Linked DNA regions of Homo sapiens: all the other regions are linked to region 1. Evidence: chromatin loops called from intact Hi-C (ENCODE). Cell type or tissue: ascending aorta. All regions are shown on one strand.

The links. Peaks named below come from ENCODE experiments on the same cell type or tissue, not always from the same donor. Only the 100,000 strongest peaks of a DNase experiment are listed, where the experiment ranks them.
Region 2: a loop joins it to region 1, with 2.3 times the contacts of the local background. A loop is called at or near these places in 15 of 110 quality-filtered maps.
Region 3: it touches region 1 in a loop (2.3-fold over the local background); 28 of 110 quality-filtered maps call a loop at or near these places.

What each region holds. Positions count from the first base shown.
Region 1 is chr11:96,159,950-96,167,949 of GRCh38, reverse strand. All of the region lies in intron 1 of MAML2 (mastermind like transcriptional coactivator 2), which reads left to right. Among named protein-coding and RNA genes, the nearest start is that of MIR1260B, 180 kb to the left of the region's middle. In ascending aorta, no CTCF peak of the experiment used is centred here; a DNase peak (open chromatin) is centred at 4,909; H3K27ac peaks cover 4,162 bases.
Region 2 is chr11:96,232,844-96,240,843 of GRCh38, reverse strand. The region is part of intron 1 of MAML2 (mastermind like transcriptional coactivator 2); the gene reads left to right. Among named protein-coding and RNA genes, the nearest start is that of MIR1260B, 100 kb to the left of the region's middle. In ascending aorta, no CTCF peak of the experiment used is centred here; no DNase peak of the experiment used is centred here; H3K4me3 peaks cover 2,934 bases; H3K27ac peaks cover 5,028 bases.
Region 3 is chr11:96,216,999-96,224,998 of GRCh38, reverse strand. All of the region lies in intron 1 of MAML2 (mastermind like transcriptional coactivator 2), which reads left to right. Among named protein-coding and RNA genes, the nearest start is that of MIR1260B, 120 kb to the left of the region's middle. In ascending aorta, no CTCF peak of the experiment used is centred here; DNase peaks (open chromatin) are centred at 2,705 and 4,598; H3K4me3 peaks cover 884 bases; H3K27ac peaks cover 6,100 bases.

The DNA of each region.
Region 1 (8,000 bases):
CATATACATAGGTCATTACATATGCTTGTTAATTGCTATGATAATGTATGAACAGAATGCTATGAGAATTAGGAGGAAATTATTAACTGCCAACGGTGTCAAGAAAGGCTTCCAGAAAAATATATGGCTCAGTGAGAACAGGATTTCTGTCTCTTTAGCTTCTTCTAGCACAGTATTTTACAAATATTAGGTGCTCAAAATAAATATGTTGAATGAGTGAATTAATGAATGAGATGATTCATTGCAGCTGGTATTGAAGAATCGGGAGGAGATTTTGTGACAAGTAAGAGGGAGAAGCATGCACACAGCCTGGAGGAGTAAATGGCTACAAATAATTTGTTTTGGCAAAAGACATTAAATGTGACAGGAGCAAAGGTGCCTGGGAGAGGGGTGATGGGACTGATGTGAGGAGCAGGGACAAAGAGGAGGCTGAGAGTGAAAGATCTTCTGCTCTGTGCGAAAGAATTTAGATTAGTTCTCTGGGCAGCCTCCTCAGGCAGGGGAGTGACATTATCAGATTTCTCTGATGGGAAGACACCTCTGGGGGCCAGTGTGGAAGGCATAAAGTGGATTAGTGTGAAGGAAGTCTGGCAGGAGGAAGGCCAGCTAGGAAGATTGAAGGAGTAAGAGCAAGAGATTTGGAAGGTCTGAGCTACCGCACAGGCCAACAGGAATAGAAAAGGAGGACCCATTAGAGACACTTGTTTGAGGCAGGAGAGGCAGGATTCAAGTGAGCAGCGAGTGTCCAGATTAGACTTTATTTTCTAACACAAATGGCAATGGCATTAACTGAAATAAGGACTCCAAGAAAGGGAAGTATGAGGTGGAGAGAGTTAAAGAGCTCAGTTTTAAACAGGTTAGGTTGCAGTCACCTGTCAGTCCTTCCAGGGAAGAGAAATTCCCAGCAGGCATTTATTAAGATGAATGAACAGCAAGTTTTCAAATGGGGACATGGTGTTTGGTATCATCAGCATCAGGGAGGGAGGTGAAGCCATGGGAGCAGAGAACATCCCTCAGGAAAAGTGCATAAAGGGAGAAGAGAGAGGACTAAGAATGTATTCATGAAAAGTAGCCTTTAGCGGGTGAGCAGTCAGTAGGGCAGAACAAGATGCTGTTATTTCAAATCAGGGTGGTCTAATAGAGGAGTCACCTTGTTTTTATTCAGAAGAATTTTAGGAAAATGAAACTCCTCTAAAAAGTTCTAGATAGGCTGAAACCTAAAACAGACAGTACCTTTGTATTGGATGCTTTGGGCACCAGCCCTCCTTCACCTGTGACAGACACATAACATCCCCTTCCCCATCTGGGTGAATGCCAGCGAACCTCAGAATGCAGAATTCTTCACCAATGCTTTAGCTATTGACATTCGACCTTAAGCCTTCGGTGGCAGCAAGTTAGGAAACTTCAAACATCAGCAATTACAGCTGTCTGGTTGGGTCCTCTTTCTTCTAACTTCCACTGTGCAAGGGGAACGTCTATCAGTCTGCACACCCTCAGAGCAGAAACAATAAGAAAACAAGAAAATAAGGAAACAATAAGAAAACTATTTAACTTAACGAAAATAACCACTTTCTTTTAAAATTAGCTAAACAAACATGATCACACTTATCCTTTAAATTCAGTTGGCTATTTGCAGAAAACTGACTCACTCAATTCAGTTGGGAGTTTTTAGTCTAGCATGTTTTTGCAATCCCTGGGGCTTCCCACAGCCTGAAAGTCCTTCATAATGTGGGGTGTGTGTGTGTGTGTGTGTGTGTGTGTGTGTGTGTGTGAGAGAGAGAGAGAGAGAGAGAGACAGACAGAGAGAGAGAGACAGAGAAAGAGAGACAGAGAGGAAGAGACAGGCAGAGAGAGAAACAGAGAGAGAGAGCGAGAGAAATGCTGGCATTCAATGAGAATTGTAGGGAAATGATATTGTACAAAGGATATTCTCTGTGTCCATTAGTCTGTCCATAAGATGACTGTGTCCTCATGGTCTTGTGCTGTGCATGATACCTGCACAAATATCCTGCCTAAGGCAGAGCAATTTACAAAATCATAGATACTAATGTCAAATAAATATATGGGGGAAATGTTCAACCTCAATTGATGTCAAAGAAATACAAATAAAAGCGACAATGTGATACTGTTTTTCTCTTTTAAAATTGGTAATGCTGTTTTTAAAATTGTAATACCCTGGGTTGCCCCCAGGAAATCAGAAAATGAGACTCTGGTACTCTGCTGTGAGAGCGTAATTATGTATAACCTCAGAGGACAATTTGTCGATATGTATCAAAAACCTTAAAAATATTCGTAATCTTTGACCCACCCAGCAATTCTTCTTTTTAGAATTTATGTGCAAGAAACAACGAATTGGATTTTTATGGTATGTGAAATATACCTCAATAAAGCCATTTTTTTAAAAAAACAGAGATATGTAAAATGTAAATATTTATTACAGTATTATTTATAACTGAAAAATTGGAAAAGCCCTAATGTCTGTTGTATGCCACATCTGCTCAAAAGAATATAGCCATTAAAAAAATTACGTTAAGGTACAACTTTGGTTCTTAAAGTGTGTTTGCCAGACCAACACCATCAATGATATCTCCTGAAAACTTGTTAGAAATGCAAATTATGGATCTCTGCCCTAAAGCCACCACATCGGAAACTGGGATTAAGATTCAGCACTCTGTGTTTTAACAAGCCTTTCAAGGTGATTCTGATGCTCACTAAAGTTTAAGAACCACTTGCAAAAAAAAATATTCTTAATAAATTGCAACGTGTAGGGAAAAAAACACACTACAAAGCAATGTATAATGATGTGAGGTCAATTTATCTGAAAAATATTGTGCATATGCATGCCTAGAAGAAACAGTGGTGAGATATATTTGAAAAATTAACAGAATTTATCTACAGATGGTAGATAGATCTCTTTCGTTTTCTTCTGTATAATATTCTGTATTTTCCAAGTTTTCTATAATTGTTGTCTATTATTTATATAATGGAAAGTTCTTGCCCTTGAAAGTTCTGGCCACTAAGACATTTATGGAAATATATTGCACAAGTTCAATGAAGAGGAAAATAGAAAGGATGGGTGGGTTTCTCCCCTAATCAGTCCTGTTGGGAGGCTCATTGCCCTTGAAGCAGAATTTGACATTTTTTGTGCTTGCTTTACTTATGAAAGTGACACACTATCTGTCTTAAGCATTGTACATCAAAGGGTACATGGTCCGCGGTGCCCATCAGATCTTTGACCCTACTTTCTTTGAGATCACGATAGGGTGGTTTTTCTTCTTTTTTCTGTGTTGTGTTCAGGGATTTGTTGTATGTTGGCTTGTGCCTCCTGCTATGGAATAGGTGAGTTTGGGGCTTTGGCACAATCTGTATCACTCTAAAAAGAAGATCAAGAGCATGTTCTTCTTTCTTGGGAATTTCTTATAGAATCCTAAATAGCAACAGTATTATTGGTAAAATACTGGGATGGAAAAAACACTGGGTATATCAGGTGCCATAGGACTCTGTTACTACACTGTGTGATAGGGAAAAAAGGACAGGCCCAGGTTCCTTGTAACTAGTTCTGTAGCCTTGGGCAAATCTTTAGTATTCTCTGGGTCTTGCTTTCTTCACCTTTAAACTGAAAGAGTTGACAAGATGATCTCTGAAGTCCCTTTCAGCTCTGATTTCTATGCTTTTATGACTAGATTCACAGAGATAGACTGACCCATAACCAGAAGGCAATATAATGCTCTTTCATCTGTTTCCTGCAGCTTGGATTTGTGAAAGCGCAGTATTGGCTGGGCACGGTGGCTCATGCCTATAATCACAGCACTTTTGGAAGCTGAGGCAGGTGGATAACTTGAGGTCAGGAGTTCGAGACCAGCTTGGCCAACATGGTGAAATCCCCATCTTTACTAAAAATACCAAAAAAAAACAAAAAAAAATAGCCAGGCGTGGATGGGTACCTGTAGTCCCAGCTACTCAGGAGGCTGAGGTAGGAGAATCGCTTGAACCCGGGAGGCAGAGGTTGCAGTGAGCCGAGATCACACCATTGCACTCCCGCATGGGCAACAAGAGCAAAACTCCATCTCAAAAAAAAAAAAAAAAAGAAAGAGAGAAAGAAAGCTCAGTATTTCTTCAGAAGATAGAATATCCTTTAATGGGCTTCTGCCTGCTCTGGCAATGAAAATCTATTTTGAGATATTACCTCAGCAATATTATCAATACGAAGTGGTATTTGGTATTCAGGACCCTTCCAGAACAGTACCAAAGGTTTGGACAACCTACAGATAAAAATGATCATTGCTGAAAATGTAGAGAGAGACTAGATAGATGTCACAGGTCACTGGAGTAGGAACTATTTAGTGGAGAAGATGGAGTAGCTGTATAGGTCAGTTAGGAGACTTGGGTTCTAATCCTAGCCGTGACCTTGTCTAAGTACCTTGTCTTTCTCAGCTTCAGTTTTCTCATTTGAAATATTTCTGGTTGATCTCCAGGGTTATTTTGTTTGTGAAGATAATAAGAGCTTATGATTGGAAGAATGATATTGTGGGTATAAGATAGTTGACATACCTAAGGGAGTCTCCCAGGAAATAGCCACTGTAGACAAATAGAAAAGCTGGAAGAGTTGATAGAACTGGAAGGAGCCTCATCAACTCTACTGAAGGCCTGAATCATTTCTACAGCATCCAGCTTTTTTTTGACAGGGAATGAGAGATGAACACATACCTTGTCTGGGGCTGGCAACTGCCAACTTTTTCTTGAAGGGAGGGAAGTGTATACTTAAACTGCCGAGACAGTCTCGGGTTTGGGAAAGAGATTTCTGTTCATCTCTTTAAACTACGGAACGTTTATAGTGTGCACTCCACTGTAAAGGAAGCCCGTGAAGTTTGCTTGGCATAGGAGTAATGTGAGTAATGAAGTCTTGGCTCCAGCCAACATTCTAAAGCTGGGTTTTGCAAAAGTTGCAAATCCCCAGAGGAAATGCTGGAGCACAGAAGGCCTGCATATCATGGATTACACTAATCCAAGCAGGAAATGATAATGACATAGCTACACAAGCAGTGTTTTTCATGGCTAATTGGGAAGGATGGTCATTTAATCAAACTATGCCAGACTCCAGGCTTTTCGCATCTAGGGCAGCCTAGGAAAGAGCCCTCCTCAGACCCCCTTGTTCAGGGTAGTTAAGCTCAACTGTAAGTTCCATGAGGACAGGGACTTTATCTTTTTATTAACTTCCTTTTTTTTTTTTCTTTTTTTGAGACGGAGTTTTACTCTTTTGGCCCAGGCTGGAGTGCAAGGGCGCAATCTCGGCTCACCGAAACCTCCACCTCTCGGGTTCAAGCGATTCTCCTGCCTCAGCCTCCCGAGTAGCTGGGATTACCGGCATGCACCACCATGCCCGGCTAATTTCGTATTTTTAGTAGACAGGGTTTCTCCACGTGGGTCAGGCTGGTCTCCAACTCCCAACCTCAGGTGATCCGCCCGCCTCAGCCTCCCAAAGTGCTAGGATTACAGGTGTGAGCCACCGTGCCCAGCCTATCTTTTTATTAACCTCTAATACCTAAAACCTACTACAATTCCGGGAGCATAGCAATCGCTAGATCTGGTCTGGAAGATCTCTGAGTATCTAACTAGCTTTTTAATAAAATGCTTTGTTTTGTACCATGTCGAGGTACCAGGACTTGACTTTATGAGCCTCTTATGAATTAAAAAAAAAAAAAAAGTCAGACCTGATTCTGCATGTAAAGAACTGGATATGTTCATTGCAGAAAAAAAAAAAAAAAAAAAAAAAGTTAGATTGATAAAGTAAAATTAAGAGAATGCTTCCATGTGTGAGGTTATGTACATGCCCTTTAACTTTATTTTTCTTCTGTCTCTAACCAGACAGAGGCTGGGGTCTGGGATGTCTTCTCAGCATTTAAATGCTTCTTAATTTAAAACATGTTTTCAAGAGCTGAAAATGAATATGATGGCTGCATGGTATAGTAGAAGGGAGTAATGTGCTGAGGGCCTGAAGAGCTAGCTTTCAGCCCACAGGTACTGGCACCAACCTGTTGTAAGATCCAGCTTTCCTCCGCTGCAAAATGAAGGGCATCTATTGCCATGATTATATTTCCTAAACCAAAACTCATCGTCCAGTTCCTTATGATTTGGGAGACAGGAGGCAAACTGGGAGATATATCTGGAAGGTAAAATGTGGAAAGTTCCTGGACATGTTGATGCTGTGCAAACGGTGGAGTCGCATACGAACTCTATAGTTGTGGAGTAAACTCAGGACATAGGAATGCTGAACGTGAAACAAAACAATCTTAAATAAGATATAGAATAGACCCTGAGATCATGTTTTTATTGCCTCACATTCTTCTTTTGGCATGGAAGTAAATAATTCCAGTATCTGGAAGACAGTTGGAGGGTCAGCTGCACATCCCCCATTCTCAATCTCAAGTGACCTCCCTGCCAGTCTCTTAACATGCGACTTCCCCATCTGCTGGATCCCGAGATTCCTCTGTCCGTTTTACAGGGTAAAAAATGAACCTATTAAGAGACTGAAAAAGATCCGGGCTGTTCTGCTCAAGTAGTCATACTAGCAGGGAATGAGATTTATGAGATGAGGTAATAGACATACAAATAGAAAAATACATTCTAAAGGAACTTTTCCCTCAAATGCCTATTTCCTTTGTGATTGATTTGTGTGGGGGAGGCTGAGGAAATTTAATTCCCTTGCCTTCCCCACCACATTCCTCCCGTTTCAGGGTCTAAATGTTCCTAATTGCAGTACAGAGGCATCTTCTCAGAGAGCGGTCCTCAGGGACACTTCCCACTCTCCTCAGCTCTGCAGTTTCTAGTGGCTTCCTTCAGTGACATTCCTACTTTTCATTGACTCTTGAGATATTATATTAAAATGGAAGATTTATTCCCCTGGCAGAAATTGAGGTCACTGATATTCAGGGAAAGGTGCAGTGCCTCTCCAGTTATCCTGCAACTCTTTGTCAAACCCTGCAGAGTGATTAATAGGAAAGTGTTCGACAAGGGTCACTCGCAGAGGGCGGGGACTCTGGTTCAAACCACACTGTGTGCTCTCACCCAAGTGCGCACTTATAATCAATAATAGATACTGCAAGAGGACATACTGTGTAGCAAGCACAGGGCTACATAGATTCTATTCCTTATTTTATTGAATCCTCAAAACGAATCTTTAAATTGGGGAGTGTTAGTCCCTACTTTAAAAATCAGAAAACTGGGTTGGGCTCAGTGGCTCACGCTTGTAATTCCAGCACTTTGGGAAGCAGAGGCAGGCGGATCACCTGAGGTCAGGAGTTCGAGACCAGCCTGGCCAATATGGCAAAACCCCATATGTACTAAAAATAGAAAAATTAGCTGGACATAGTGGCAGGCGCCTGTAATCCCAGCTACTCAGGAGGCTGAGGCAGGAGAATCACTTGAACCCTGGAAGGGGAGGTTACAGGGAGCCGAGATCATGCCATTGCACTCCAGCCTGGGTGACAGAGTAAGACTCTGTCTCCAAAAAAAAAAAAAAAAATTGGAAAACTGAGACTTCGGTCAACCTATTTGCTAAAGGCCATAAAATTTGTAAGTATCACAGTTGGGTTCAAATCCAGCTTTCTGATTCGGAAGCCCATTCTGTCGGCCAGGTTCGAATGAGAATTCAGAATACCTTCCAAGGGAAGAGACGAAATAGGAGGCAACCTGAAGAGTGCATTGAAGAATAAAGGATCAGGGGCTCTTCCCCCGTGCCTTGATGTAAATAACTCTGTGAGATCATCTAAACATAAGCACCCCAGGGCTTTTTGTAGGCTCACAAGACACATCTCTTCTGCCTGGTTTCCTGCTGATTTAACATACAAGTGCTTATTAATCTCTTTCTATAGGGGAAAAGCACTGTGGCAGGCAAGAGAGATACAAAACTTATTAAAACATATACTCTTTCCTGATTCAAGGCAATAAACACTACAGAGCACGCAGCTATTAATAACTATAATAAATTCGGAATATGATAT
Region 2 (8,000 bases), 73 kb before region 1:
GCTTCTGAAATGAAATTTATAGTTATTCCGTACTTCAATGAGACTTTTCATTTTTATATACTGTAATAGTACCTTTCTGCTGGCAGTTTTCATTTAGTAGGAAGACTAATTTGTACATCAGAGAATTATTTGGAACAGTGGGTCTTGCCAAGATTATAATGTGGTAATTGCATTTAAAATTGAGCTGTGCCAATGCATTGCAAAAATAATAATAAGCCCACTAAATATATAACACTGACACAGACAGTTCATCAGCTTTCTTTTTTTTTTTTTTTTTTTTTTTTTTGAGACGGAGTCTCGCTCTGTCGCCCAGGCCGGACTGCGGACTGCAGTGGCGCAATCTCGGCTCACTGCAAGCTCTGCCTCCCGGGGTTCACGCCATTCTCCTGCCTCAGCCTCCCGAGTAGCTGGGACTACAGGCGCCCGCCACCGCGCCCGGCTAATTTTTTGTATTTTTAGTAGAGACGGGGTTTCACCTTGTTAGCCAGGATGGTCTCGATCTCCTGACCTCGTGATCCACCCGCCTCGGCCTCCCAAAGTGCTGGGATTACAGGCGTGACATCAGCTTTCTTAATATGGAAAAAACAAACCAAATTTTCTATTTTTTGTATGTCAGGAAAAACCTGGAGAAAGAATAATCACAGTATAAAATTGAACAGCTAATTGAGTTTTTGAAATGGTTTATTTTAATGGTGATTTAGCATTCTAAGACACAGACCCTTAGCTTTTGTTTAGCTTTTGTCTTTGAATGTAGCTTCTAAATTGAAGTGCTGTAATAGCCACAAAGAAAAAAGTTATTAGTTAATATATTCTCATAGACTGTAACTGATGATGATGCCTATGAAGCCTATAAGAAAAATTCCCTTAATCTCAATGATCTCTACAGCCACCCTATTCAGAATCAATTGTTTCCCTAATTTGCCAATGGGAATAGTCCAGCTCAGAAATGTTAAGAAGACATGGACAGGTCACCACAACTGTGTCATAGTGGCTGGGAGAAAGGGGTCAGGGGGTGAAGAATACTAACAAATGTTTGAGAACTTACTAATATACCTACATTATTGACCAACATTCATTCTACTCTGGGACATGACCACCACTGCTGCTCTATGACATGGGTGCTATTATTCTATGTCCTAATGATACAATAGACTCCAAATGGAAACTCCAAGTGGACAGTTAGTAAATGGTAGCCCCCAAATTTGAAACCAAGGTTTCTTTCTACTTTTTTTTTTCTTGATTCGCCTGTACTTTGAATTCAAAAACATAAACTCAAGATACATCAATTCACAGTAATTTAGAAACTCTGAATCATGAAAAAAGCATAATCACATTCCAGCCTCAGTTTTTAGGACAACTCAAACTCTGAACATTCTTGATTTCGTCCTAGGAATCTGCCTTTACTCTGAAATTGACGAAAATAGCCATAGGCTTTCTATCAGTCTCTTCTAAGCTTCCTGAGAGAAGTGCTGGTATTGGCAGGTACAGCCTCCAATAGGGGTCAACAGCTATTCACTTCCGTCTCTTCTACTGCCATCACTCAAGGAAGGAAAGAAAAGCCACCTCAGTGGGCTGGAACCTAGAGCTTTTTCTGTCTCCTCCCAAGTATTAAATCATTCAAACCTAACACTATATAACAGCCATTTAGAGAACAGCACCACATTTACTTTATGGCAGCCAGAAGGATTGGGATCTGTTGTATCATCATGTTAAAGTTTAGGAAAGTGAGTATTTAATGGACCAATTCTGACTTTAAAATGTTAGTGTGATTCCCATCTTTGGTTGCAGCTGTAGTTGTTTCAACCTGTCTTTTCCCTAGCTGGCAAGCTTGTGCCTAATCTTAGGTTCAATCCTGGTGTCACAGCTTGCTTATTACTTGGACTTTGGCCAGAATACCTCTTCATTTTCTATTTTCTCCACAGACTTCTGAAACCCAAAGTGGCTACTTACTCCTTTGGACACTGATCCTTCAACAAATCCCTTTTTAAATTCTCTCTTGCTTAGTTCTGTTTCTCCAAGAAGCTTCCATCAACTATATTTCATCAGTGACTCAATAATGTTCTACCCCATTTTGTAAACACATTATTTATCTGACAAGCTCTGTTCATACCAGACACTTGAATAAGCTCACATGCCTCTACATAGCTCTTCTAGTAATTTCTGGCTCATTAAACCTTAGTAAACCCACTTCTACATATCATATCAATAAAGGAAGTTTTGTCTGCAGCGATAATAGCTACAATGGGATCAAACTTTGGAAAAAAGTTATCGATCCAGGAGCTAAACCTAAATGTCATTGTGAGGGAGTTTGCAAAGTGAAAACCATAGCAATCATGGGAATGCTGCAGTAGAGACAGCAAAGTTTGGACTCACAGCAGAAATTTCATTCAAAATTGGGTTCTTTTTCTCTGGTCTCACAAATTATTTCCAGAGGTTAGCCACTTAAGGAAAAATAAATCTTGTCTCACTTGCAAGTAAAGAATGTGTTATTTGACTTGAAACATAACACAGATACACCTTGGCTCAGTTTTGTTTTGTGTCTGATGAGCTTAATATTGCTCTCCTCCTTTATACAAGCCCTTCACTGATTTCATATGTGAGGTGTCCTAGCATGAAATGCTTAAATCAGACTCTGTAATAGTGTAAATGGCAGTTTTATTGTCTCTTCCATATTAATGAAACCCCCAACTAAACAACTAAAGCTCTGTACTAATTGCTTGTCCTGAGAGCTGGGTATTTCAGGTCTAATTCTCTTTAGAACACCAGCTGGCATAGAGTATACAAAAGCTCCTTTGGTTACTTTAACCACTTAAGTACTAATTTGGTGGCACGGAAAGCATTAGACTTTGTCCATACAGGCAGAACAAAGCAGAATATTGAGCAATTTTTCAAATTTTATCAATGTAGTAAGTCAGCTCAGTTGATGTTTCTAGTTAAAACAGATGCTTGAGTTGTCAGGATGCATTCAAACAAAGTGTTTGTTAAAATAAACATTAGCTTAGCAGATTCCTTTCATTGCATCACATTCTAAACAATGAGCAAGGTGTAAACTCTGGAAATCTGTGAGCCTTGAAGAAAGTAGGCGTGCATAAAAGATTATGTAGTTTTCCGAATGTGTTGTATCCACAGCCAGATTCAATACACGACAATTACATATTACATTAATGAATAAAAGTTTGGTCTGCAGTTGCCTGTGACACAACTATCAAATCTTTCAAGCAATGTGAAAGCTGCTATAGATTGAAAAATAAATATTTTTTGGATGTCCACTATGTGCCTAACAGTTTGTTTAGATATTATGGAAACACAGCTTCACTTATCGGGAGGTGACAATTTAATTGGAGTTAGAAAATCAACTCCTGTGAAACAATTATAAAGAAGAAATGAAATGTATTATGTGGTACAGGCTATTAGAGCCAAGGATAATAAGGTGTTAATTGTGCGATAGGCAGTAAGTCTCAAAGGAGTTAAGGAAGGTAGAGATCAACATGGGCTGAGGTCATCCAGGAAGACTTTCAAAACAAACCAACAATTTTTATAAGCCCCTTCTATGTTCAAAGCTTTGTGAGGGCGAGAGAGAAGTGTGATCACAGAGATGGGACTTAAGCAGGATCTGAGAGGATGAGAAGAATACTGACTGGCCAAGAAGAGAAGGTAAATTACTATAAAATACAGAACTCGGGGAGGGGACCGGACAAGGGAGAACCATAGCTACAATAATCAGCTTAACATTGCAGTTCTTCCTTTGAAACTGCTTAGACTGATGCAGATATGCCAGCTTAGATTTTTTAATCCATTTTGGCTCATGCTTGGTCTGCAAAATATTAGCATCCAGTTCAGAGGTTTCTCTGTCAGAAAGAGAAAAGCAGACAGTGCTGTTCTTTGGGATTTTGGAAGATGATCTAGCAGAAATGATAGATGGCACTCACTAGCATCTTTTTCTTGCAAAGAAAAGCACTTATTGAAAACAAAGCTGCCAGCCAAACTATATAATATGTGGTAAAGGCAGAGAGCTCAGTATACCATAGATATTTACTAAGAAGACAGTAACCAAGCTCTGAATGTTATCTGTAGGGTTGATAACATCCAGATATCAATGTTATTATCAACCCTCCAGATTGATGACATATAACAATGTTATATGTTAATATATATTCTCTTTGGGTTTTATAAAAACTCTCAAGCGGCTTCATTTGATAGACTCTCCTTTCTGTTTTAAAATCTAACATTTTAAAGTGAGTACGCATTCATGGTGCTTTCTAAATTCCACGTATGCATATTTCTATTCAAAGTCTCCTACTATGGAGACTAAGAACGAATGATTTCTGGCTCAGAGACTCAAAGATACCCCAAAATACCTTTATTTTCCAGGCAGAAAGAATGTGGGAAAAAAATGTTTATTTGAAAGATACAGACTTTCGGGTTTTAAAATAATAGTTATTAGAACTGAGGTCTAGTGCATTTTCTGATCTCTATTTAAAGCTCCGTAGGTGATTTTGTTTTTAAGATAACATAATATCTCAAATCTTTTATTCTGTCAAGTAGCAATTGCAAAAGATTCTTTGCTGTTGTGAAGATTTTGGAAGAGAGGAGACAATTCTTGCTATACTATCATTTCTTTAATTTGGCAGCTTTATGTCATATGTCTAGAAAGAAGTTGTGTAATGCTGCATATGCCAGTGGCACAGAAGTTTTTGACAGTGAGCAGCCCCATTTCTATTGAAAAAAGAAAGTTTCGCCTTTGTCATGAATTCAAAGTGCTCCTTCAGTGGGATGACTCCTGTCATTTCCCTCAGGGTCCCAGAGCGACAGAGGAGGTAGAGCACTCACTTACCAAAACATGACAGAAAAGAGCATTCATCTCTGGCACAAGTGATGCAATGCATTTCTTGGGAAGGGGGTGCAGTGGGCAGATGTGCTGCCTTGTCTAAAACAGATTTTACTGCTGTTTATAGTTCTCTCTCCAGCTCTAACCCGCAGCTTTCTGGTATGACTGTGATACAGCAGCAAGGGGTTTTACTCGGTACTGAATGCTTGAAATAATGTGAAGTGTTTCAGTGTAAAACCCTGGTTTACATTGAAAAAGAAAGTGTACATCTTACAAAAAGAAAGATGCCTTTTTTAATTGATTTGGATTCCTTTTAAAAATAAACTCCTTTTAAAAATTGAGAGGTCTCAATCCCCTTAGAACACAGACATTTAAAGAGAATTAATAAGGAATAGATGATCACCAGGGCCAGCCCTCCTTACTTTACAAATAAGAAACCAAACCTGAGGAAAGTAATTACTGGCCCAAAGTCACATAGAAGTTTACTGGCAGGATGGAGTGAGTCTAAAATCAAGGTCTCCTGACTTTCAGTTCAAAAGAATAATAGAAGAGGGAAATCATTCCTCTAGATCAGGGGTCAGCAAACTTGTTCTATTAAGAGCCAGAGGGTACATATTTTAGGCTTTGTGGACCATATGACTATTGGCAGCTACTCAACTACTCAGCTCTGTCCTTGGAGCCCAAAAGCAGCCATAGACAATACATAAACAAAAGAGTGTGTCTATGTTCCAATAAAACTTTATTTACAAAAACAGCCTGCAGGCCAGATTTGGCCCTTGAGTCATAGTTTGCTGATGTTTGCTCTGGATCTAAAGGAGAAAATAAGCATGGAAGTCTCGTTGGGAGCTTCTTTATGAGCCACATCCCAAACTTGGTCTGTTATGGAGAATGTCAATTTTTCATAGGTCCAGAGGGTGCTATTAATTAGCTAAAATTGCTCTGACTCAGGCAAAACTGACTCTTTTTATAGCCTTCTTGAGAAAAGGTTGTTTATGAGAATTTCAAAGTATTGAAGAGTCATTTTTCAGGATTGTCTTTGTGTCACCATTGTTCCACTTAAATGTGAAAGATTTATGTTTCTATATTCCTTTTAGAAGTTGAATGCATTCACAACAGGGTGTTCCATTATCAGTGTTAGATATTGTTCACTTATCTCTTAAAAAATTTAAGTACGTATCTTTTTTTCAGAAACACAATTCCAGAGTTGTGGCTTAACAGAAGTTAAAAAATGGAAATGAAGTTAAGTTTTCCTGAAAGGCAACCATATTTGTACAGCAAAATTCCTCTTGGACCATAAAGAAAGCTTGAAGGTGTTTTTTAATTTTGCAAGTATGTGCATGCATATGTGTGCTTGTGTGTGTGTGAGAAAGATAGAGATACAGATAGAAAAAGAGACAGACAGAAAGAGAGGGAGAGACATCTCTGGGAGTGAGTCAAATGGAATACCTACATTGGTGACTGAGTGTCCTGGAATTAAAATCTGCTATCCCATTTTTAAAATGTATGTATGTGTTTATTTATTTATTTATTTTTTGAGATGGAGTTTTGCTATTGTTTCCCAGGCTGGAGTGCAATGGCGTGATCTCGGCTCACTGCAACCTCCGCCTCCCGGGTTCAAGTGATTCTCCTGCCTCCTCCTCCCAAGTAGCTGGGATTACAGGCATGTGCCACCACACCTGGCTAATTTTGTATTTTTAGTAGAGACATGGTTCCTCCACGTTGGTCAGGCTGGTCTCGAACTCCTGACCTTAGGTGACCCGCCCGCCTTGGCTTCCCAAAGTGCTGGGATTACAGGTGTGAGCCACCATGCCTGGCTCTGTTATCCCATTTTAACTGCTTGGTGTGTTCAATGTCTCAAGGTATATTGGAGTTAGATCAGCGTACCCTCACTTGGGCACACATACAGGGTTCTGCTATTCCATATGCATAAATGTTTGAAAAGTGATCCTTTAGGAAGTATATTGTTTTTGCCAGTCTTAATCCAGAAGCAAGACTTAAATATAGGATGGAAAGACATAGGATGGAGACAGTGCTGACTGAGGCAAGAAATGGAGAGAGGGCTGGATTTCTAATTTTGGAGGCCCACCTGGCCACCACTTCTTCTGAGCAGGTGCAGACTACTTCTTCGCTTCTTCTGTTTCATCTCTTCCTCTTGTTCTTCTTCATTCACTTCACTCCTTTTTCTAACACTGAATACCAACTACACGGCAGGTGAAAGAGGTGATGTATCACAACTGGCCTAGGAGAAAATCATTTTGTTTTCTATTTCCTTCATCTCCCATATGCCAAGGTATTATAAAGAATGGGGGTCAGGCATGGTAGCTTATGCCTGTAATCCCAGCACTTTAGGAGGCAGAGGCAGGAAGATAGCTTGAAACTAGGAGTTTGAGACCAGCCTGGGCAGCACAGCAAGACCCCTGTCTCTACAAAAAATTTAAAAATTAGCTGGATGTGGTGGTGTACACCTATTGTCCTAGCTACTAAGGTGGCTGAGGCAGGAGGATCGATTGAGCCTAGGAGGTTAAGCCTGCAGTAAGCTATGATTGCACCACTACACTCCAGCCTGGGTAACAAGAGTAAGACACTGTATCTTAAATTAAGAAAAAAAAAAAAAGAATTTAAGAGTAGGGAAAACACATGAATGTCTGTTTTTTTTCCTGACATAAATGTTGCATTTTTAAAGATAATACTTTTATCTATCTGTGAAGATTGTTTTTTAGAGTGAATGAAAGAAAAATTATTTAAAAGTTTCTTTTACTAGGAATTATTTAGTAAAGCCTCCTTTCCTGTGGTCATGTTAGTCTCTAGAACAAATCCAGTATCAGTATAATAAATAATTTATTGTACTCTAGCACTCAAACTTGCTTTTCTATTGGTGACAGATATTGTTTTTTCTTTGTTTGCTTTAGAAGTTTGTGTAAATGTTTTCATTGCATTAGTGACAGCTTTAAAAAATTGGTCTTAAGAGCAAATAATTAGAGTGTTAATATCCTTCTCTCAAACTAGACACATGATAGGATATTGGGATTCATTTTATTTTATTTTGTTTTACTCATGCTCACAGATCAGGGCTTAAATAAGAAGGCTGATTTCTTACTTTTCTCATCAATTTTCAGGTTTCATTTTGAAGGAAGTAAGAGAGTATGTTGGCCCAATTTGTGGTTCTAATACT
Region 3 (8,000 bases), 57 kb before region 1:
TGTATCACAATGTTCAATTTGTCAATAAGAAGTGCTTTTAGACAAAGTGCTTTTCCTGGAAATTAGCTAACTGTCTTAAAGTATAAATAATGTCATTTTGAAAAAAAACAAAAATCCTTGTAACCATGAAAACAAGAATCACCAGTACTTGAAGAATCCAAATAATGACCTAATTTTGTTTTTATTTTCTTTTTATTCCTCTGAAGTAGATTCAACAAATTCAAGTAAAGAACATTATGTGCATCTACTTTGTGCCAATTACTATGTCATGTGCTCTGGGAAGGGGATACACTTATGCAGAGGTGACAAAGATATAATCTGTCCCAGAGAAGCTGAGAGTATAACAGAGATGATGGACACATACACAAAACTTAATATGATATGAAGCTCACTGTATTGAGTTTTGTGAGAGAGCTACAGAGGAGGTGTTATGGGGGCACAAGGAGAAGAAAGTTAATTAACATTGAAAGATGAGAAGACATCTTGGAAGAACTTGAATTGGGCCTTGGAAGAAGAACAGCCATTCAAATAGATAGAATTGTGGTAGCAAAGGCATAGAGGTAGGAAAGTATAGATCTCCAGGGACAGTAGTCATGGGGTTGGGGCACTGTTGGAATTTAAGGTTGGAAGGATATATTGGAGCCCCTTGAATACGGTAACAAGGCACACCTTGGGCAGTGGAGAGTTATCAGAGTGTTTGAAAAGGAGGGTTATTGAGTAAATAAATAGACTGGTACTTTAGGAATTTTAAAATGTGGATCATTGTACTACTAATAACTATTTATTTTATATTTACTATCTACTAAGTAATTTACATGTATTTTCTTGTACTGACTGTAAACCTTCTGGGTGTGGGTGTTTTAAGTGCCATTTTACTGATAAAGAAACTGAGGCTTAAATAGTTGAAATAAGTCACCCTGTTAGTGAGTGGCAGAATGACAAGTCAGATCTAGGGTTGTCTAACTCCAAAGATAATATAAAATAATGTATCTCTCTTTTCCCTTATGCATAAAATATGGGAGCATATTAAATCATACACATAGATTGTCAAAAAATACTTTGGGAAACTGATTATAATATCAAATAATTCAGTGCTGCTGTCTCTTACACTTTTATCCCTATCTGTAAAACAAACTACAAATTGAGAGAGTACATTCCATAGCTTGGGAAAAAACCCAATTGTGTTGTACCTAAACTAATCATCTTAAGGCAGTAGTTCAGAAGAACAGTACTACTATAAGCCTCAGAAAGAGGAAACTACCTGGGTATGGCGGGTGGGAGCGGAGAGAGGATCCGAAAAAAATACCTATCGAGTTCTATGCTTATTACTGGGGTGATGAAATTATCTGTACAACAAATCTCTGTGACATGCACTTTATATATAATACAAACCTGCACAAAAACCTAAAATAAAAGTTAAAAAAAATGACAATCAAAGAAAAAAAGAAAAAAAAAGAAAATACCTGGCTGGATCTACCCTCTAACATTTTTAGGACTCAGGGCAAGACAAATGAAAGCCTACATACTATGTGTCTAAATATTAAACATTATAAATAGGCTAACAAATGGTTAAGTAAAATATGCTTTGTCTTTCTACCTTGACAAATAAATGTTGATAATGACAAAATTGAAAAATATATGGAAAGCTGTCATTCTTGAAGTCAACAAAATGTCCATGATGACTGTAATCATTATTGTGTACATCTGAATATTCTGTTGTGGGGTTGGTGATGTTTCCATGAGTAATAAAATTAGGTCATACATAATTAATATATTATTACTTAATCTGTAAAATTTATTTTTGCTTTCATTTCTGCAATTCCCTAATTATGTTGTTATAATGACAGTTTTCATATAACGTGTCTTCTATTGACAGTAATGATCTAAATATTAGATTCTAAAGTATTAAAAATGAAGTGTAATATTAAAGTACACACAATTTGAATTTATTTTCATCAAAAATGTAAAGTAAAAATAAAAATCCAAAACTAAAGGTTAGCTTTTGTGCTACTAAAAGTTTTCTTCTAAAATCTTCAGTTTTCTGGGAAAAAAGGCAAAATTCAAAGTATAACTAATGAATATAACATTCAAATAATTATTTAAATGAAACAAATTATATTTTTTGAAAATTTAAATCACATTAAATATTTTTATAAAAATAAAACTGGTAGTAATTCTAGTGTTCAATGGTGATCCAATTACCAAAGAATCCCTAGCACACTAGTCACTACTAGACCTGCATATATTTAACTTTAAGGGCCATAGGAATTGTTTAATATTACAAGATGTTCTTTGGCCACGATATGCAACTTTTGGGGTTATCAAGGTAATAGGTGAGTACTTCTGGAGCATCGAATTAGAACATGAAAAGAAGTAGCAAAATGGAAGCTTGGCACTCCTGGGAAATGATATCTCATTATCCCTTGCATTCGTGCTGAGAGGAAAGACTTGACAAGTTAATTAATTTGTCTTTTTCTTAACTGAGTGCTTCTGCTGCTCAACTCCTCCCTGCTCTCTAAAGAAGTGTCCTTCTCTGATATGGGCAGCATCACAATCCAGCCTCAAAAGAAGCCACCTTGGGCTTCCAAGACACAAAGCAGGGGATATGGAGAGGTGTCTGCACTAGAGTCTGGATGGTGCTACTGACAACAGTGAGTGTTCAGGGTGACTGCTAGTGCTGTGCAGTGCTGAGCGCCACATTCCATGGGACCACGTGTCCTTTAATAAACATATTCAGCGTGCGCTTATGGAACTCATGGCTTCTAAAGCACAAGGCGTATGTTTCAAGCATAGTGCTATCCCTGAGCAGCATTTGTAAGCCTCCAGTCTGCAACAGTGGGATTACCTACCAGGCTCAGCTGATGGACCGGGATGATATTGGAAGAGAGGCTGCCAGCCTGAAGACTTACCTGGAAACATTTTCTCGTTGGTCTGGTTTTAATAAAATCACCAGATTCCACTAGAAGGAAACCAAAGATTACAAAGGTCCAAATTAATATATGACAAAGTAGAAACGGAAACTGGGAGGAAATGAGGTGAAACACAGGGGATGATGTATTGGAAATAGGGAATGAAAACCGTACAGAGTAGAAACACCTGAAAGCAGTTCTGGAAACTCCACATGCTCCTGCTGTACCAAGACCTGGTCCTATGTGTGCTGACCTTGTTCTTCTGCTCACATCTGCCACATCTGCAAATGTGGCAACATTTTAGCTGTTTTCTATTAACACTGAAGTACTCTGAGAGCTTGGAAATTTTCAAGTGCAAAATCAGGTCCAGAGAACAGTAAAAAAAAAAAAAAAAAAAAAAGCTTGACTGAACTGCCACTCACATCTTCCCTATACTGTGCAGAAGCAAAGAGCTCAATACTGATTTTGGTTTTGTGGTTGAAGGCAACTGCTATGAAACTTCTTAAGTGGTTCATAGTTGTCCATATTTTATCCTTATGATTGAAACAATATTTCCTGCTTTCCCCAGAGTAATAATTTTAAAGGTGGGGTCTCTAACCTCGGGTATAGCCTGGCCTCCACAGTGTTACACTGTTCCCAAAATGACAGGGGATACAAAACAGATGGGTCACACTGCAGGCTGCAGAAGTGGGATTTTGTTCCTGAAGACAAACCCCACACTACAGGAAAGGCCCAGCGCTATCTCTGAGTCTTGATAGGTTTGGAATGACTTTAAAGTTATTAATCAAGAAGTGAATAGGTGGAAACTTGGGAACATGTCCTTCTCTGTGGTTAACAGTGGGAACAGCAAGGCTAATTGCTTTAAGTCTAAATAATCAGAAGCTGTAAACTCTGTCACCCAAACTTCCAGTTTATGTCACTGGCTTTCTGGAGGCTGCATTACAGTGTTGTGGTGGTGAAATTATTATTAATTAATGACCATAGTATTAATAACACTATATACTGTGAACTTATTTTATAGTAATACATCTCCTCAGTGCTCAATAAATACTTGTTGAATAAATACTTTCTCATTAGTTGGTTCAACAAATGCCCATTGAATACCTGTTATGAAAAAGGCACTGGGTACTGATCCAAAAATGAATTTGTTTTAGCCAGAGTCTTCCAAGAGATTAGAGTTTTACAGATATTATCCTGATGAATGAACAACCCAGAAAGGCATCCTCCTTTCAGTTTGATGATGCTTTTTTTTTCACTTTTTATATAAAAGATTTTGAATTTGCTATTTTGAAAAATCCAGTAGAGGTTTCAGAGGATGTATTTGAAACTTGTATTTTTTTAAATCTATGTCTGACTGTTAAGGAAATTGTACTTTTTTCCAAGTTACTCTATTACCTATAATACAACCAGAAATAAAATGTTAAAAACTCAAGCTCATGCATACCCAAGGATGACAAAAAAAATTCTGCATGTATAAGAACACTTTACATTGCATTTTGTAACAACTTGCAAAGAAGATAAATAATATGTATGACTCCAGATTGCAGTAAACAGACTCCCACTTAGCTTAGCTTTTAAGTTATGCAACTTCCTCACTGATGACTTAGAAAAAAATAAAGAGGCAGCAAATAGTCAATAAAGAGTAAGGCAGGAAGCATGTGCTGACTCTGAGTCCCAGGAGGGCTCACCATGTCCGGTGCCACTAGGGAAACAAATCTCTAAGGCAGTTGAAATTTTCCTGCTTCTCACATAATCCCAAGCAGAGCACAAGGCAGTGGCTTAAATCTGCAGGTTTAAAGGAGCACAGAGAAAGAGAAATAAGAGAATGAAATCTGTACCCTAAGAGAGTGAAGGAGGGTCACTCATTTGTTTACAGGCAGTGTTCCCCCACCCCCTTCTCTAGACAGCAAGGAATTTGGAGCCTCTGTCAACTCTCAGGCAAAGATCCTTTGATCAATTCACGTAGGGCCTGATAACGCATGGACACTGTGGGAGATTAAAAGAAGATAGTAATATTAATATAAAGATCATGGCAATGATAACAACATGCCACCATTTAGTGTCTTTGTGTTTCCCAAGAGTTAACACTATACATGCATCAACTCATTTAATACAACATGATGAAATAGTCTCATTTTACTGAGGGATTAAAAATAATAAACTGATGGCTGAGTATGTTGGCTCACACCTGTAATCTCAGCACTTTGGGAGGCCGAGGTGGGCAGATCACAAGGTCAGGAGTTCGAGACCAGCCTGACCAACATGATGAAACCCCATCTCTACTAAACATACAAAAATTAGCTGGGTATCGTGGCAGGTATCTGTAATCCCAAATGCTCAGGAGGCTGAGGCATGAGAACCACTTGAACCCAGGAGGGTGGAGTTGCAGTGAGCCGAGCTTGTGCCACTGCACTCCAGCCTACATGACAGAGTGAGACCCTGTCTCAAAATAATAATAATAATGAACTGAGACTCAGAAAAGATGTTTGTTCAGGGTTACAAAGCTCAGACAGGACAGGGCAGCATTGGAAACCAAAATTGGTCTGACTCCTAGGCTCATGCTGTAAATCACGGTGCAAGGCTTCTACTATCTATGTTTTTCCTAAAAGAATGTATAAATGAAAAGATGGTTAACATATTAAGCAAAATATGTTAAACGTCAAATGAACTGTATAAACGATAAATGCTGGAGAGTTGAGGTGGCAAAGAACTCATGCCCGAGGTGATCTGGGAAGGCCTCTTGAACAAGGTGGAATTATAGCTGGTTTTTGAAGAATCCGAAAGTGCTTAGATTGAAAGGTGAGACATGTACAGGAATGGTTTCTAAGATGTCATATTTTATCTCTGTCCTCATCTTGACTGGCACTAATGAACATCAAAGATTTCAACCTAAATACATTGAGTGCCCAGTATGTGAAGGGCCTTATTTATGTTGTTTTAAAGCTTTTTAACATACTTTAAAGAAGGGACTGGTTAATCTCCACTGTCTAGATCCATTAGACCCGGAGCCGGATGGCCCCAGGGGCCTTTGGGAATGGCGTGGTGGGACAGTCTCCACTTTTGCACATACCCAAGAAAAGAATGGTCCTTTGGGAATTTTGCAGACCTACAATCTGGAGATAATGTACTTCTGATCATAATTCAAGTGCCCCCAGATATAGGGTTGCCAGATTTAGCAAATAAAAATATAAAATGCTCAGTTAAATTTGAATTTCAGATAAACAATGAATTATCTTTCAGTACAAGTATGTTTCAAATATTCCATGGGACATACTTATAACTTTTAAAAACTTATTTGTTATTTATCTGAAATTCAAATTTGACTGGGCTTTTACATTTTATTTGGCAACCTACCCAGTCAGGAATTGGAGGGAAAATTTTGAGATTTGAATTTTTTGGCATACATAAATACTCTTCTATGTGAAGACCTCAAATAAACTAAAAAACAAAAAGAAAAAGTGTCAGTATTATACATTCCCATAAAATATGCTCCATTTTAAAATGAGACCAATGGGGCAGGAAGTTACCTCACAAAAGTAATTTTGTGGAAATAATATAAAAATCTCTGAGTTTTTATACTTTATTTATTCAAGAAATTCTGGCCTTAAAATAGTAGTCAGTTGACCCAAGTAAGTCACTTGCTCTGCATCAAGATAAAAATGCATTTCATGCTGTGTACGCTGAGGATAAAAAAAGACATGCTGAAAACTGGATTTCCAAGTAGTGCCCCTATTAAAGATGACAATTAAGTGGGGTTCACCGAGGATGCATGGTGCCTTAGGATTGAATTATAAGAATGATGATTGTTTTTGGAGTTGGAGTCAAATATCAGCCTTTAAACCAAGTCAAAGCCAGGGTTACAGCTGCGTTACAGCTGCCTTCTGTCACTGACACTGCTGTGGAAAAATTCAAAAGGCACACCAAACGTTTTTTCTAGTGCATTTTTCAAAGCAACTTGGAATTAGTACAAGTACCTCGACGCAGAAAGCAAATGTATTTACCTATGTAATATCAAGCTTGCCTGGAATCATTTAGTAGGAAAAAGTATTCTGCAGAGAAATGTACTTTGAGAGAATGCAAAGCATGAAAGGTAAATTGGAGTCTTGAAGGGGGGATTTTAAATCACATTTAGACATAAATCCTTTCAGGTCATGATTCCCATAGATTACCAGCATCTGCTAAGCCTAGATAGTTCATAATCACTAAAATTGTCGTAATCTTCCTATGGAAGGTTTACCAAAGAAGTACTGAATTACACTGGGTTAATACTTTTAAGGATGAATGGTCAAGACGATGATGCTAAATTAATGCAGTGGCTACATAGTAAAATCTAATACTAATAACATATCTGAACGAAGCTGTGGTTTCAAAAGGCGTTCACTCCATCAGGGTAATGTATTCTCAGGTATATGATCAACTAGAAAGTTGCCAACCATTATTCACCTTCACCTACTCCTACAAGCTTCTCTGTCCTGTCTTATTCTTTTCTACTGTCAAAAAGAGAGAAGGACTTAAAGGTTGGGTCTGTAAAATAGGAAACCATAGAGCAAAAACACAGATAACACAGTCAAGGAAGATGCTCGAATAAATTATCGGTGGACAGTGTTCTCTGGATTGAAGCATGGAATCTAAATATGGTGTCTCATAGAGTCTACTGACATACCACGCTATAAGTGGAAACAGTGCAGGGCAGCATCTAGTGCTGTGTGAACTGTATCAACAGCACCGTGGAGTGACAGTCACCATGTCCTATTATATTTTTGGTTATTTAGATGGACAGTGCATTTGCGCTTGTGCAGTTACTTTTAGTAAATGCACAGGAGTGGCATTCTCACTTTCCTTCACTGCATTTGCAAGGATCAAGGGAAATATTTCCAGTGACATGGAGCTAGTAAAAATTGATCAATTGTGAAATAGCTAAGCAAATACTTGTTATACTTTAATAGGAACAGCAGTGTAACATGTAATGAGCACTGAGCAAAGTATGTTGGATGCGCTTATGCATCCACTGAATTCGAACATATTGGTCTGCTTCTTCATTCCACATCCCCACCATCCTGCTCTCACACTCCCTGGTCTCCAGTCATATTC